Linked DNA regions of Homo sapiens: region 1 is linked to region 2. Evidence: chromatin loops called from intact Hi-C (ENCODE). Cell type or tissue: OCI-LY7. All regions are shown on one strand. Links, peaks and the distances in the headings refer to the core of each region. The heading gives the core; the rest is flanking DNA.

Evidence for each region. Hi-C counts contacts between places; a loop is a spot of excess contacts. Peaks named below come from ENCODE experiments on the same cell type or tissue, not always from the same donor. Only the 100,000 strongest peaks of a DNase experiment are listed, where the experiment ranks them.
Region 1: it touches region 2 in a loop (4-fold over the local background); 11 of 110 quality-filtered maps call a loop at or near these places.

What each region holds. Positions count from the first base shown.
Region 1 is chr11:44,932,214-44,940,537 of GRCh38, reverse strand. TP53I11 (tumor protein p53 inducible protein 11) reads left to right here. Exons shown (of 7, transcript NM_006034.5): 2 at 2,172-2,331; 3 at 2,925-2,983; 4 at 3,186-3,234; 5 at 3,639-3,735; 6 at 4,876-4,977; 7 at 5,521-8,190. The coding sequence starts at 2,203. The coding sequence ends at 5,654. TSPAN18 (tetraspanin 18) reads right to left here. Exons shown (of 10, transcript NM_130783.5): 10 at 8,115-8,324. Among named protein-coding and RNA genes, the nearest start is that of TP53I11, 15 kb to the left of the region's middle. RefSeq lists enhancers at 1,331-2,044, 3,615-4,215 and a silencer at 3,761-3,850. In OCI-LY7, for the core only: CTCF peaks have their summits at 709, 3,707 and 3,916 (motif pointing left); a DNase peak (open chromatin) is centred at 3,917.
Region 2 is chr11:45,079,263-45,087,586 of GRCh38, reverse strand. No RefSeq gene overlaps it. Among named protein-coding and RNA genes, the nearest start is that of PRDM11, 63 kb to the left of the region's middle. RefSeq lists enhancers at 1-321, 3,580-4,455, 4,456-5,333 and a silencer at 7,449-7,518. In OCI-LY7, for the core only: CTCF peaks have their summits at 3,729, 3,929 (motif pointing left) and 7,299; DNase peaks (open chromatin) are centred at 3,916, 4,186 and 7,276; H3K4me3 peaks cover 2,330 bases; H3K27ac peaks cover 2,893 bases.

The sequences.
Region 1 (8,324 bases), core at 28-8,027, 150 kb after region 2:
AATGACAGGAGCCAGCCTCAAAAGGTTCTACGCTTTATCATTCCACTTACATGGCATATTTGAAAACACAAAAGCCATAGTGTCAGAGAATAGATCAGTGGTTGCCAGGGTGGAGGTGTGAGGGGAGGGAGTGGCCAGCGCCAGGGAGTTTTTGGGGTGATGGAACTGCTCGTTGTCTTGATCTGGAGCTGGTGGCTACAAAAATCTATACGTGTGCTAACATTCAAATAACTGCACAACTGAAGCCCGTCAATTTTGCTGTATGTATTAAAAGATAAAAGGCCATGGGGAGGCTGGAAGAGGAAGGGCGTGGGCCAGGCAACATCCTTGGCTGAGGAACAGGTGAAGGACCCGGTTCTCACCAGTGGCTTAGTGACTTTCAGGGCAGCCTCGCCTGGCCACGGGAGGGACGTGGCTAATTGTAGCTTCTATCTGGGTTCACCAGAAGGCAGTGGCTAGCAGCTGAGGTGTCAGGACGGCGTCCTGGGCCCTCCAGGAGCCGGGTGATGAAAGGTTAGGCCCTGGCTTCCCTGGCAGGGTAGGGTTGGCCTCCTGTCCTGATGGCTGGCACACACCGAAGCATTAACCGGGAGTCTCTTGTGTGCCGGGTGTGGGACTGCCGTCACAGTTACCACCCGCCGCTGTCTCCTTTCACCATGGGGCCTGTGTGTGGGGAGGAGAAAGGCGTATCCACTCCTTTTTGTGGATGAGGAACTAAAGCCAGGGGGCGTAGGAGGGTAGTTTGGCCTGGAAATGACATCACACTCACTAAAGACCGCCAATAGCAACTTTTGCAGTTTTTTTTCCCAATGCGACATGGTATACTGCCTCCCTAGTTGATCCGGTCTACAGCCACATTATTCACAGACCCCACAGTTTGAAACTGTGTTCTGATATTTGTTCGGGTGCTTTATTTTAAGACACCAGGAGGCTCAAAAATGGGAGGTGACCCGGGGACATCCCCGCACTCTGCCTCTGGCAGCCCTGGCTGGGGCAGGAGGGTGAGATTTGCCTGGGGCCACAGGGCACTGAGACAGCAGGGTCCCCTGCTAGAGGGCCCAGTGGCTTCTGACCCTGTCTGTAGATGGGGATGGCTTTTCTGCCTTGCCAGAGGGTGGGTGCAAGTGGGAATGAGATTCTGGAAGTGGTCCGAGGTAGGAAGTGGCACGACCGTTATTCACCTTGGTTGGCATTGAAACCCCGGGAGCTTGGTTTCCTCATTTGCAGCGTGGCCGTCAATAGCGCCCATCTTGCAGGGCAGCTGTGATTAGAGAAGCCAGGGCCACCCCGGAGCCAGCCTCTGAGGCTTCACCTCACCCCGTTTACACTGCTGTCTCCTCTGCATAGATTTGGCTGACTGAGGACGCGACAGGTACTCAGCTTCTTTCTGCATCTCAGTTGCCCAGCACAGGGGCTGGCACGCAGTAGGTGCTCCCAACCTGGTCCAAGATGTTGCTGGCGGTGGGGGAGTGGGGGGCTGGGGAGGATCATGGGCAGACCTGGGGTGCCGGGAGGGGCTGGTGGGGGGCTGATGGCCGGGAGGGCAAGGCCTGAGCAGGGAATCTAGACCACCTTAGTGTCCCCGTCAACACCCCTGGCAGCCTTCTCTGGCTCTGCTGGGTATGAGGGCACCCCCTCCCCTTCTTTGGTCTTGGCAGGTTTGAAGGGGGGTGGCAGGGAGACGGGAGAGGGGCTCACCGGCTTGCAGGATTGGGCAGAAGTTTGGTGGGGGCCCAAACCCCAGAACTCAGAAGCCCCTGCCCCAGGCTTGGACAGACCCTCCCCTTTTCTAAACCTCATTTGCCCCATGAATCCAGGCTCCTTTCCTCCCCATCCCCCCAGGAAGCTTGGATGTGGCCGCCATCCAGACCCAAATGCCCTCTCCTGGGCCCTATGCCTCCAGGGCTGGCTCTAAGGCACCATGCAACCTGTCAGATGGGGTGTGCTGTGTCCACCTACAGCAGACCAGCTCCCAGAGCCTCAGGGGCCTGGAGAGCATTTCCTCAACCCATTTGACAAGGAAGCCAGCTGTACTCCCCCTACTGCCCTGGGCTCGTGGGGAGGCCTCAGCAGGCCTGGTGTGGGGTGTGGCCTTCCGCTAGTCAGGCCCCTTCCCCTAGGGTCTGGAAGCTGGGTAGGAACTGTGGCCTGAGGCCGGTGTCTCCCCTCAGCCCTTCTGCAGAGGCCGGGCTGGAGGAGAAGATGGCGGCCAAGCAGCCCCCGCCTCTGATGAAGAAGCACAGCCAGACGGACCTCGTGAGCCGCCTGAAGACCCGCAAGATCCTCGGCGTGGGCGGGGAGGATGACGACGGGGAGGTGCATCGCTCCAAGGTGGGGTGCAGAGCAGGGGCCTCCGGCACCCACTGGGGAGGCCAGGCTGACCCACCATTAGGGGAGAAGGTTAGCCCAGGCCCAGGTAGCCGCAGGAGTTCTAGGACTTAGCTGATTTTCCTAGAAATGTAACAGCAATGCCAGGGGAATAACGAGATCATTAGAATTAAGTGCCTATTACGTGCCCGGTTTTCCAGCAGTTGCTTTTTAAATCTTCTTGTTGGCACTAGAAGATGCAGATACTGTAAAATCATTCACCCATTTTATAGATGAGGAAACAAAGGCTCAGAGAGGTTAGGCAACTTGCCCAAGGCCACACCGGTAAGTGGCAGGACCAGGCTTCAAGTCTGCATTTGGCAGAGCCCTGAGCTTTCATACGTCACCATCATATTTTCAGCTTCTTTTAAATCCTAGTGTCAAGGGGAAGCAGGAGAGGGGGTGGCCTCATGTGACCCTCCCCACCTGGGGGAACCTTTGGCCAAGCTGAGGTGCCCAGGCTGGTCCCTGGGTGTGCAGGGCTCTGGGAGGATGAGCGAGTGGGGGCGCTGAGAGCTGCCCTCACCCTGGTTGCCTCTGACCCCCTCTGTCCACAGATCAGCCAGGTCTTAGGCAATGAAATCAAGTTTACCATTCGGGAGCCTTTGGGGCTCAGGTGAGCATTTACCTGACTTTTTGGGGGAGGGGAAGGCCTGCGGCGGTGGGGCAGAATGCATAAGACCTCACCTCATTTGGCCTGGTCCCTGGATTTTATTTTGTCTCATTACCTTCCCCAAAGCTGCCATCCCTGGGGATCTGGGCTGGAGAGGGGAGGGTCCCCTGGGGCAGGGCTGTGATCTTCTTTCCACGCCTCCCAGGGTCTGGCAGTTCGTCTCTGCTGTGCTCTTCTCCGGCATTGCCATCATGGTGAGCCCCCACCCCCAGCCCCTGAGATCTGGCCCCGTGTGGCTCCCTCAGCCCTTCTCTGGCTCACCAGAGGTGCCTCCTCCATCCTGGCCCCTCGTGCAGGGGCCCATCTGTCAGGCTCTGGGGCTGCCTCCGAGAACCTGACTCCTACACTGCCACGCCTGTGCCTTCTCCAGGAGCACACTAGATCCCATGGTTTGTGGCCTGACTCCTTCTCCCAGGAACCCTGGAGTTTTCTGTCCTGGCATGGGGGCGGGTGGGGACAATTGGGTCCAGACCCTGGACTGCCCCCAAGGATGCTGATCCTGCTCCTGGCGGGGAAGGAAGACGTCTGTGGGAAGCATCAGCTGTCACCCCCCACCCTCTCCCAAGCGGGACCTCTGAGCCCCTCTCGCTGCCCGCAGGCGCTTGCCTTCCCTGACCAGCTCTATGATGCGGTCTTTGATGGAGCCCAGGTGACCAGCAAGACCCCCATCCGCCTCTACGGCGGTGCCCTCCTCAGTGAGTACTGCTGGGGCGGGCCCTGGGGGAGGCGACGGGCAGCTGGGAGACCCAGCGGGGCTGAGGAGAGCACGGGGGTCCGTGCCCGGGCACCCCTTCCTTTCTTCGGCCAGATGCTGCGCCCACACCCCGGCCTCTGATGAAGCTCTCTGCTGGGGATGTGCTGCCATCTTGTGGCCATTGGTGGAATACACCCAGTGGGTTGGAGCTTGCAGTCGCCACCATCTGCAAGGAGCGCTCATAAGTGTGTGCACTGCCTCTGGGCGTTGTGGTACAGAGATGGAGGAAGCCCAGGCCCAGCCTCTAGGAATTCACAGCCTAGAGGAGAGGCAGATCAATTCAGTGTCTGCAAAACCCCTCGCACCCCCCCTATTTTATCCCCAGAGCCACTTCTGTTTGAACCACTTCTGTTTCCTCTCTAACCTGAGATGCACACGTTAGGATTTGGAATTACAATTTTTAAAGCTCAGCATAGGTAATATGCCTCTATTTCTACGAAATATTCTATGGCTCCCTATTGCCTACAGAATAAAGGCTGAGCTCCTCTGGAGTTAGGGTTGCTGGAATAAAATAAATGCACACCCAGTGGCATGTCTGGTACCAGCAGACACTGGGTGGGCGGGGCCTGCTAGAGGCCAAGTCAGTGGTCTTCTGCTAAAAAGTATGGTTCATCCCCCTCCCCCAGGGGACTTCCTTAAAGCGAGTCCTTACCGGGCTCAGGTTTTCTGTCTGGGAGTCCGTGTAAAAGAAAACCCAATCATAGGACCAGGTAACCCATTAACTCATGAACTCCATGAACACAGCATCCTCCTGACAGAACCGGACATGGGCAGGGGCCAGGGGCTCAGTCCTCCCCCTTTATAAAGAGATCGAGTCTCAATGCGGGGAAGTGACTCGCCCAGTGTCACATAGGGCCTTGGAATGACAGGAGCAGGCTGAAGCAGCAGCATTGAGTCTGGAGGGGACAGGATCGGGGACAGACAGCTTTGATTTGAGAAATGTGAATAGGGGCGGAGGCGTGGAGTCCAGGACCCCAGCTGTCTTGCAGCAGTGGCCAGAGGAAGCAGGAGCAGTCCTCCTGCCCTGCTGGGAGGGAGTCAGCTGTCCCACCCCCAGCCCCCTTTTCATCCCCCGCCCCAGGCATCTCCCTGATCATGTGGAACGCTCTCTACACGGCTGAGAAGGTCATCATTCGATGGACCCTGCTCACCGAAGCTTGCTATTTCGGGGTCCAGTTCTTGGGTGAGTCCTGAGGTGGGCAGTGAGGGAGGCTGATGGGCCGCTTCGCCCCTGACCTGCCTGCTCTAGCCACCTGGGTGTGTGGGAAGTGATGAAAACCTGTCTGTGGGGGGCTAGGGAGGGGATAGAGGGATAAGGACTCACCTGGCTGTGTTTACTTGTGTGCCTGCACACCTGTGCACACATGCCTAACACACGTGCCTGTAGCTTCCCAAATCCACACACTTGTATCTATGGCCTTGCACACACATGTACCTGCGGCCCCCCCACACCCACTGCCCACTGTACCCAGCACGTGTGTAATAACACGCATTCAATTTTGCCCACCTGCTGTGCCCCAGTTCCTGCCACATGGGAGACATCAGAGCAGAAACATCTGTGGGGTTGGCAGGGGCAGGGGGCAGGTCCTGTGCTTCCCACCTGGGAGGATCCTGGGCTCAGAGCAAAGTCAGGGAGACGGCCACACCAGCGCTCCGGGCTAGGGGGGCAGCGCTGGGACACATCCCCTCCTCTGACCCTGTGGCCTTGCTGGACTCTCTCCCACAGTGGTCACTGCCACGCTAGCTGAGACGGGCCTCATGTCCCTGGGGATCCTGCTGCTCCTGGTCAGCCGCCTCCTTTTTGTCGTCATCAGCATTTACTACTATTACCAAGTCGGCCGAAGACCCAAGAAGGCCTAGTTGCCCGCTGGGCCTGGGGCCCTGCCCATGCCTGGGCCAGAGTGGCGCTGGGGCCTCGGCTTCCCTTTGGCTCCTGGAAGGCAGGAGGGTCCCCTGCCCTGCCCCAGTCCTGCCCCAGGGAGGCAGGGGGTGGGGGGCCTTCCTTTCCTCCTGGGCACCCCGTGTGCTGTGATCTCCTGGGCTTTCAGGCTTGACATGCTGGTCTGGGGAGAGACAGGGCCTCTGCTGCCCTGTTCTTCACCCTCACAGTGATACCTCCTTTCCTTGGGTCTCTTGGCCTCCAGACCCCCTCAATAGACACTGACTAAAGTCAGGCTGGAGTCATGAGGGTAGTGGGCTAAGTCGAGGGTCCAGCCTCTTCTGCCAGGAAGCCCTTCTTGCTTTTGAGAGAGGCTGTGACCACCCCCCATCCTTCTCCCTACACTCCCAGCCAACCTAGTGCCCAAGCAGCTAAACTTGGCTTCCTTCTAATCCTGGAAAACCCTGTACCCCTCCTCCTCAATCTGGCCCTCTCCACATGCACACCCTGAAAACACACACAGACACACAACACACACACATACACACCCCTGAACACACACACAGACACACATACACCCATGATGTGAGCAAACACACACACGTGCGCCTTCATAGCCCAGCCAAGGGCATGCAGGCAGGGTGTGCTGCCTGAGATGGCACCTCCCTTTCAGCCATTCTTCAAGAATGGGCCACACACAGCTAGAAGTCCTCTCCCAGCTAGAAGTCCTGTCCCCACTCTCCTGGCCTGACAAGATGAGCTCTCCTGGGACCTTGCTCTAGGGCACTCTGCCTCTACCCTAGGACACTGGAATGCCCTGGGAGCCCCCTCCCTGCAACCAGCCTGAGTTCAGCCCCACGGACAAAGGGACACACAGCCCCCAATGGAGACCATTGTAAGTGGTGGGGCTGGGAGAGGAGGAACAGAAGGAAAGCCATAGCGCTCTCTTGCCCCTTGGCATGTACCCCAAGGCCTGATGGCCACTGGGCTCAGCCTGTCCCCCACTCCTGCCTGCTTCCCGGTGAGCTGCCCCCCACACGTGCAGCCCGGGCTGCCTCCAGGGTCTGGCTGAGTGGGATCAGGTGGCCCTCCAACTCAGCACAGGAAATAAGTAGAAACATTTCAGCAGGCCACCTCCCCTCATCTTCCCCGCCCTGTCCAGCGCCCTGGCAAAGGCTGACAACTGGCTGTCTTGGGGCCGAACAGCCCCTGCCCTGCCTCTGAGGGCCCACCAGCCTGTGCTGCATACCCACCGCCCAGCTTCTCCCTGAGGGCCCACCAGCCTGTGCTGCATACCCACCGCCCAGCTTCTCCCTGAGGGCCCACCAGCCTGTGCTGTACACCCCGTTAGTCCCTGATCCCAACCTTCTCCCTCCTGCCAGCACACCGATGCACACACCGGAAGTGGCGAGCCCAAGCCCTGGGGACAGGTGTAGGGAGAAAAGCAGCCCCAGGCCTCAGACTCGCTTCCCATCCTGGCATAGAGTGGGGGATGGCTGGAGGGTGTCTATAGGTACAGCCCGCTCTGGCTGCTGCCAGGTGGGCCCCTGCCAGGGGTCCTCACCCCTGTCCACCCTGTGCCTGGCTGTCCCTGCACCCAGATACAGCAACATGGCCTGTACCCAGCAGAGTGGTGGCACCACCATGGTTACAGCGGATGCCCCGAGACTCTGCTTGGTAAACGTGGCAGAGCAGAATGGGAGGCTGGACCCTGAGGAAGGGCCCCTCTCCTGGCATCTGTCTCTTGCTACCTAAGCCTGTGCCTCTCCCTAAAGAGCTGCCTCCCTGCTGCCGAGCCCTGGTCTGGCCACGAGCCACCACTGCCTCCCGCTGCTGCCCACAGGTGGTGCCGCCAATGGGCAGTGCCCTCAGGCCGAAGCCTCAATCCCCCATCTGAGCCAGGCCTAATCCTCTAATAGTGATGGTTGGTTTGTCCTCCCATAACTGCAGGTGGATTCCACCTGGGGAATGAGGCTGCGTGTCGGGCGTCTGCTGGCCCTGAGACATCCAGTCTTCCACACTCAACTGTGGGATGGGAGGGTGGCGTGGCCTTACCCCATGAGGCTGTCCAGGCTCTGGCACACAGCTGTGCTCACAAAATACTGGGTGGCTTGGTTAGAGCTAATTGTAGTGGAGCCTGCAGGTGAGGGTGAGGGAGGGGGCTGCAGGTCAGGTAAGATCTGGAAGACAGACGTACAGCTTGGAGGGCAGGGGGACTCTAAGGCAAGGAGATTTACAGTTGGGAAGGAGGCAGTGGCAGAGGGGTGAGGGACAGGGGCCCTTAAGTCCAGCGAGGAAAGCTCGGTGTGGGCCCGCTCTACGCTCCGTTTGGGGTGACCTGGAACGCCTCTTCTCCCAGCTCCCTCCAGCCATCAGCAGCCTCTTGTCAAGCTTCTGCCTCGCCCCAGTCTATCCCCAACCCCAAATCAAGACCACCTTTCTTCACGGTCACTATTTATTCTTTGTTCCTTTTTCTTTTTGTAAGAAACATTCACAAAAACCAGTGCAAAACCATCAGTGTGGGCGTCCTGTTTTATATTACAAAACTTCCTCTGGATATATCATATAAAAGGGGGGTCTCACAGGAGAGAAACGTGATAAATTAGCTCTGCAATCTACGGCAAGGAACATAGTTTTTAAAATAGACTTTC
Region 2 (8,324 bases), core at 323-8,322:
TCAAATACACATTGCGTGACAAGAGAAAGACAGAGGCCCGCAGCCACCCTGAGAGGGAGGGAGGGAGGCAGCCTGCAGCTGGACAAGCAGCAGGGAGCAGTGTCTCCAGGGAGGCCATGGCTTGTGTAGAACTCCACCACCTCCAGTCAGGGGCCTCTGGCCAGTCTCTGCTTCTCTGGGCCTCCTTTGCAACATAGAGATAATAAATGAGAGGTCTGCACTATTTGCAGGGGCTCGCTGGGGAGGGCTGCAAGGTGCTTTGTAAATGGTTAGACTTCTGCAAATAGGGGAAGAAGGGAATCACTGTTCCGCAGTGTGGGGCTTCACCTGTGTACATCTTCCTGCCTCTTGAACTTTAAATGAGTTAGGTGGAGTGGGGCAATGCCTAACACATTATTTGTTGTTTATTCCTACAGCAAAGGTGTACTGACCACCTGCTCACTATGTCCAGCCTCCTTTCTGGGCTCTGAAGACAAAAGGTGACCAGGGCAGGGCTACTGCCCTGCTGCTCAAGCTGTGGCCTCTATTAGGTGCTCATTGTTTAGGAGGAGGAGCTTACACACCTAACTCCACTATCACCTGGCACTTGTTCTAGCTGAGGTATGCCTCTGCCTCCACCCAGGGACAGTCAGGGACAGCTTCCCAGAGGAGGCAACGTGGGACAAGGCCTTGAAGGCTTTTCTGAGTGGAGAAGGCTGAGAAGGAATTCCAGGTGGGGGGATTAGTGTATGCAAAGGTATGGCCACCACACAGGATGGGGCTTCATGGGCCGGGTGGCACTAAGGAAGTTGAGGGTGAGGGTGAGGGGAAATGGGAGATAAGGCCAGGAAGGTAGGCAGGGGCTGGCTTGGGAGGGGCCTTGAATGCCAAGTAAGGAGTTAGGGCAAATAGGTGGTGCTGTCCAGCAACAGAATAGCAGAATCCAATCTGAGTTTTTTAAGAGGAACCCTGATGAGACAGCACAGACTAGAGCAGGAGGTGCTGGGGGCGGAGAGAGCAGGAGGAGGCCGGGGCAAAATGCAGGTGGGAGATGCCGCGAATCTGGACTGGGGAAGGAAGACCCTGGGTGAGTGGCCTGCACTGGATCAGTTGCCTGCAGTACCTGGCCTCTCAGCCCAGCCCAGTCATCTCTCTCTTGCCTGTCCCATGATCCAGAGCCACAGAAACCCAGAGACTCGCTTTATGGCACCTTTGAGACCAGTTAGTCCAGGGATCTCAAACTCAGATGCCCTCAGGTGCCATGTGGGGTGGCTAGTGTGAGACTGTAGGAAATGGTGGGCCCTGTTTATAGATGAGAAAACTGAGGCCTGGAGAGGGGAGTGGCTTGCCTGAGACCCACGGCTGGTTGGGGGAGGCGCGTGCTTCCTCAATCAACACTCCTTTCAGGAAAATGACTCCGCCCCTTCCACCAGCACAGACTGAGGGAAGGAGAAACCTCGGAGGAGGAGGCAAATGCTGGTTGCCAGAGGGAGAGATGATTGGCATGGAAGGGGGAGGTCAGCTTAATGAGAGGGCGACTGAGGGTAGGCACATCGTGGTAAAAAGCAGCAAGGGGAGGGTGAGGCATCCCCAAGGGGAGGCGCTGGCTCCTGGACTCAGCTGACCAGGCCCCCAGCTTGCCCCCAGCTTCAGGCAGGGGACTGGAGCAAGGGCTGGGAGTCCCTCAGCCTCAAAGGCCCAAATTGCCCTGGGCTGGACCTGCTGAGCTGCTGATTATCCGAGGCAGAAATCCTGCCAAGCTGGATTTTAGAGAATAATCATCACAGTCAATAGTAATGCCTCCCACCTGCGCTGAGCTTTTAACTTGTTCAGCCACTAGCAAGCAGCTTTGTCTGATTCAGAAAGAAAGGCCAGGAGAATTTGTGGCAGGCCCCAAGAGCAGGAAAGAGCCCAGTGGAAGAATAAGACATCCTCATTTACCTCCTTGAGCCTCAATTTTCTCCGCTGTAACATGCAGATGTTGTTCTCTGCCTCTGATGATCTTTATAGCCTCATCTTCGACCCCAGATCCCCACTCTCACCTCCCTCCCTCCTGCAGTCACACACACTCACATGTGAAGTCCAGGAATGGAGAACTGTTGATGAACCCCTCTGAGGTCTCTGCTTTGGTTTTACATCAAATACCAAACTGCCCCATGTTTTTCGTGAACTCCCCTTTATCCCACAAAGACCAGTGCTACCTTCTCTGTGAAGGTCTCAGCTGTGGTCTGGATGTTTCTGTCCCTCTGAAATTCATGTGTTCAGATCAAATCCCCAACATGTTGGCATTAAGAGGTAGGGCCTTTGGAAGGTGATTAGGTGATGTGGCAGGTGGGGGTGGTGGTGAGGGGCGTGGGGGGTGCGATTTGCCCTCATGAATGGGATTGGTGCCCTCATAAAGAGGTTGGAGGGAGCCATTTTGCCCTTCCACCATGTAGAACACATATTATAGAAGATGGAACTGTGAGGAACGTATCTATGAGGAACAGACCCTCAGCAGACACTGAATCTGCTGGCCCCCTGATCTCGGACTTCCTAGTTTCCGGAACTATGAGCAATAAATTTCTGTAGTTTGTAAATTACCAAGTGTATGGTATTTTGTTATAACAGCCTGAACATACTAAGACACCCTTTCTGATTCTCTCCCCAAAGTTAATCACTCCCTTTTCTGGGCTGCCGCTGTAGTGTGTACATTACAGCACATATTCTACTTATATCTTTGCCTCTTTCCACTTCAGTCTGAAAGTTGCTCGAGGCTAGGGAGACTAGACCTTTATGTACTTCTGTATTCCCAAAGCTCAGCATGGATCTAGCACACAGTAGGTGCTCAAGAAATAGTTTTTGGCTGGGCACGGTGGCTCACATCTATAATCTCAGCACTTTGGGAGGCTGAGGTGGAGGAAGGTGGATCACCTGAGGTCAGGAGTTCAAGACCAGCCTGGCCAAATGGTGAAACCCCATCTCTACTAAAAATACAAAAATTAGCCTGGCGTGGTGGTGTGTGCCTGTAATCCCAGCTACTCGGGAGGCTGAGGCAGGAGAATCATTTGAACTTGGGAGGCAGAGGTTGCAGTGAGCCGAGATCACATCATTGCACTCCAGCTTGGGTGACAGAGTGAGAATTCATCTAAAAAAAAAAAATTAGCTTTTGATTCGAGTGAAACAGCTTTTGATTTGAATGATCACACCAGATTATGTTTGTCACTGTCTGTGTCTGTTTCCTCCACTAAACTAGAAACCTCCTGGAGGGTAGGGTCTGATTCCTATTCACCTTCCATGTGTTGCCTAGCACAGAGGATATCCTCAAAAAGGTTAGGGAAGTGAGTAAACAAAGGAAAGCACTTTGTGAATTGTAAAGCGAGATCCAGGGTAAAGGAAAGAAGCCTCTGGATGAAAGAGAAGATGAACACATGATTCAATGGCTGTGTTTTAAGGTATGTCTGTTTGCCTGTTGTGAATGTATGCCTGCATATATGTATATGAGTGCCACTTGTGAGGTTATGTGTGTGCACAAGTAGGTGTGTGTGCAGGCATGTAAGGATATAGGCATTGTTTGCTTTGTGCATGTGTATTATTGTGTTTAGTGTATGGGTATTATTGTATTATTGAGTGTAAGTGTTGTCTAGAGTCTATTGCTAGTTCTGAGTGTGTACAACTGTATGTGTCTGGGGTATGTGTGTAGGTGTGCACCTGTATGTGTATGTGTAGGTGTAGTGTTGTGTCAGGGGTTGAAAGATGAGGTAGGAAGCAGAAGAAAGAAAGGACTCACTTGTGATTGTGAGTCATTTGCACAAATGCCAGGTGCAAAGGGCAAGGACTCATAGGTGTTCCCAGCAGAGACCCACATACTTCACATCCCATCTCCAGCTTCCACTCCATTCATTCACACCTTCATTCACTGATGCGCAGATGCTGACTCAGCTAGGCCCTCTGCTGGCTGAGCCCGGGGACCATCATCTTACCTGGGATGGTTTCCATGGGCAGCCACAGTGTTGCTGAGGTCCCGGCTGCTCCAGGCTCTGGCTCAGCCTGGTGTTTTCAAATCCCACCTTTCCTGCCTCCCTACCCCACTGCCTCTGTCTATCCTCCCCAGCAAGGATCTGCAGAGAAGAGGACAGTTCTAACAAAGGGGAAGTGAGAAGAAAACCAGCAAGGGGAAAATGGAGAAGACTCTTGGCTGCTTGGCAAGGTCTGCCCCAGACACTTCCTCTCTGCAGGGGCTGTGGACCGCATGCCCCTCTGCCACTGCAGCGTTGGCGGGCACACAGGTGCGGACTTATTTTGTATGCCCAGCCTGTATGTTAGCCTGGAAGTTCCTGGAGGGCAGAGGAACATTATTTATAGTTTCTCCTCTTTCCTCAACTGTCGGAGAGGGGATGGCAGAAGGTTCACACCCTTGTGGCCTGACCTGCAAATTCTACAGCCTGATGTTGATAAACAAACCGGATCTGGTTAACAAAGGAAACTGATCAGCAGCCCAGACCCTGGGAGACAAAACAGTGGGCTCTTGTGACTGATGTGATTTTAAATCCTTATTTATAGGCAGGTATGGAATTCAGTTCTTTCTTTTTCAATTAAGGAAAAAAGCCTGATAGAATAAACGAGTCAGTGAATGAGTCAGAACTCAGAAGGCTTTCATTTCCTTCTGGTGCCTCAATCCCCTACTGAGCGCTCAATCCCTTATGCGCCAGAACCCGTTGCTGGGCATGCAGAGCTGGGAAGCTGTGGCCTCTATTCTGCTGGTGGTGGGATGGGACCCTGGCCTGGGGCTCCAGAGAAAGGGCAGGCTCTGTTTGGTTGGAGGAGAATCTAGAAGAGCTTCTGCAGGAGGTGGCATTTGAGATGAAATTTGAAGAAAAGGAGATGTTTTTGAGGAAGACATCAGCATGTGCAAAGGTCCAGAGGTGGGAACGAGCTGAGATTTTTTGAGGAATGGTGAGCAGTGCCCTGTGGGTTTGGGCTCAAATGCTGGTCAGTCCAGGGGAGGCATGAAGTGGTGCGGTGAACTCAAATGGAAGAGTCCAGTCCCGCCTGGGCTCCAGTGCTCCCTGGCCCACTCTGATCTTGCTCCATTTGCTTCTACTCTCTATGGGCTTGTTTATGGGTGGTAGAACCGCAGACTGGAAATGTGGTAGGAAAGGCTGATAAGAGGTTTGTGTACTCTTCTGTCCCTGCCATGCCGGGGGCAGACACCGGCCATTAAGTCATCATAATGAGCTTTTGTGTTGTTTTGGAGGAAGAATGAGGTGAGTAGAGGCAGGGTCTAGAGCCAGACTACAGAGGTGCAGAATCCAGCTGTGCCATGTACTGGGAATCCCTGGACAAGATCCTTAATCATCCTGTGCCTCAGTTTCCTCATCTGTAAAGTGGAGGTACTAATACCGACTTCATGGTGTTGTTGCTGCGGAATTAAATGAGCTTTTAAACAAGATTAAATTAAATTTTATATAAATATCTGTAAAATGCTTGCAGTGGTACTGGGCACGTGGTCTGTAAGTGTTTGGTTGTTTTTCTAGACCCACACTTAACCCCAGTGCTTCTCAAGACACTGCTCAGGGCAGCCGTATTAATCAGTTGTTGCTTCTCCTGTTTTAATCCAGTCTCCTCATTGTAGATGGCAGGTGGTGGGGCCAGTGAATCCAGGTGGTGGGAAGTCTTTCCCAGGGTCTCAGTGACTCAATGGAGCTGGAGCTCACCATTTCCTGATACTGACACCAGAATTTGTTGCATTATACGATGATATGGTTTGGCTGTGTCCCCACCCAAATCTCATCTTGAATTGTAGTTCCCATAATTCCCACGTGTTGTGGGAGGGACCTGGTGGGAGATAATTGAATCACGCGGTTTCTCTCATAGTGTACTAGTAGTGAATAAGTCTCTCAAGATCTGATGGTTTTATAAGGGGTTTCCCCTTCCACTTGGCTCTCATTCTCTCTTGCCTGCTGCCATGTAAGAAGTGCCTTTTGCCTTCTGCCATGATTGTGAGGCCTCCCCAGTCATGTGGAACTGTGAGTCCATTAAACCTCTTTTTCTTTATAAATTACCCAGTCTTGGGTATGTCTTTATCAGCAGCCTGAAAACGGACTAATACATATGACTTACAGCATAGGAAGGCGCTAGCAGGAAGGATCCCAGTGCTTAAGAGGGAAACTCCTGGAACCTTCATCTGCCCACTGTGAAGGGAAGAGCTGATATCCAGCCCTCCCAGCTCTGCACAACGTGAGGATCTCCCACAGGGCTGTCCCAGGGGAGTCAGCATCGGGGGTGGGGCATAGGCCAGTCCCCCTGCTATCCTGTACGATAACCCCTCTCCTGGGGGCCCAGTGCATCTCCAATCTCTGTGGCAGGTTCCTCCCCACCTTTCCAGGCCCCTTCCTTTCTTCTGTTCCTTCTTAGGAGATATAGCTACAGCCTGGGGTGGTGGCCATTCAGCTAGCCCTTGATGGGAGGGTCCCAGGAACCAGCTTCAGGCCCTAGATGGGTCCACTTCCAAAGTGACCAGCCTCCGCCTTCAGAGACACTGGAACCATATGACCTGCTGGCCGGCCTCCGGCAAGCGGATGGGACCTCAGCCTTCACAACTAGACCGCTTCTAGTTAAGCACCGGTGTTTCCAGCCCTTGGAGAAGAAAACTCAAGAAAGTGCTTCCAAGGTGTAGTTCAAAGACTACCTGTGCCGAATCACCTGGGGGTGGGGGTCAGGAGGCTCATCGATGAAAATACAAATTCCTGGGTCTTACACAAGACCTACCGGGTTAGACTCTGGAGCTGGGAGTGCAGGAACCGCAAGTTTCCCAAGCAACTCCTGCACACTCGAGTTAGTAAACTGTGGGACTCACGGGGCAACAGCAACGGGAAAGCCCTTAGGACCAGGAATCCTTGGTACCATCCCAACCCCATTGCCAGACTCCCTGAGGGACGCCAGGGATTCACAGTTTGTGCCAGTGAACGAGCCCAAGCCTGCGTCTTCACTCCTTTCTCTCCAGCTGCCCACACTGCTCACACGTTCCCCGCAGTTTCTAAATTCAAAGTGGGGCAGTTTGAGCTGTTTACCAACTCCCTTTCCTGGGCACCAGGTCTTAGAAGCCTGCCACTGGAGAGGGGTCTGGGCTCACATCCTTCTAGGGCTTGGCAGGAGTTTCCCTGACTGTAGGCAGGGGGTGAGGATGGGACCCGAGGGCCCTGTTGCAAGCTGGGTGACTTCCTGGCCTGGAGCAAGCCTCTGACTTTCCAGACACAGCTTGGGCCTCTGAACCACTTCCTCCCGGAAGTCACAGTCTTTACAATCTCCCCCAAGTGGGACGGCAGCCTGAGTGCTGTCAGGCTCACCTGCAGAGGGACTCCCGTCCTGGGCCCTGGAGCTGGCGCTGGGGTGGGGGTGGGAGCCTGACACCCACTCCGGCCCCCTACAGATGGTCCAATGCCTCGTTGGCAGAGCAAGTGTTCATTGAACACCTGCTGAGTGTGGCTTGCTGTACTGGGTGCTGGTGGGGGGAGGGTGAGGGATGGGGAAGCATTGGGGGCGAAGAAAGAAATAGAAGACTGGGGGAGTGGAGAAGCCCACACGCAGGTTTAGAACAATCACTAAGCAGCCTGCCAGGCAAAGCGAAACACACTCATCAGAATCCAGTCTGCGTGAGCTTATTCAGCAGGCCAGGCTGGTATCTCAGAGGTGTGGGGTGTGTGCTGGCGTGGGAGGGGGGCAGGGAAGACACAGGGGCAGACAGGACTTATGTTCCAGTCCTGAGGCCACACACCATGGACAAGGCCATTGCTGTGTGGCCTTGGTAAGTTACTTACCCTCTCTGAGCCTCAGCCATTCCCCTTTCTGTGCTTCCCCCAGTGTATACAACCTGGAAAATTGCCAGCTTAAACCAAATTTTCTGACACTTAGCAAGGGATGTGGCTTCTTGGTCATCTGAGTGGTCTGTCAGCTAGAGGCCCATGTCACCCCAACAGGCAGTATAGGGTCATGATTAGAAACCTTGTGCTTTGGGGTCACAGACCTTCACTGAAAGCCACCTCTGCCACAGGCATATCAATGCCCTTGTCTATAGAATGAGCAGATCTGTCGGCATCTTTGCAGGGAGGATTCAGTGAAATTCACTCCTGGCTGGGGAGCGGGGTGTCTGGACAGCATCTCGGAGAAGGGGCAGAGGACATGAGGTTCACAAAGCACTGCCTTCCTCCTTTGCTTTGATTCATTTTAGTTGCAGTAGTCACTTGTTGGAGATGTTAATGAATACAAAAGCCAGAGAGTGTTTCACTTTTTTCAAAGACTGCACGAGTTATGAGGTTTGAGGAGTGCCAGGGTACAGGATGGAAGGGGCCCAGCGCTGTGCCTGG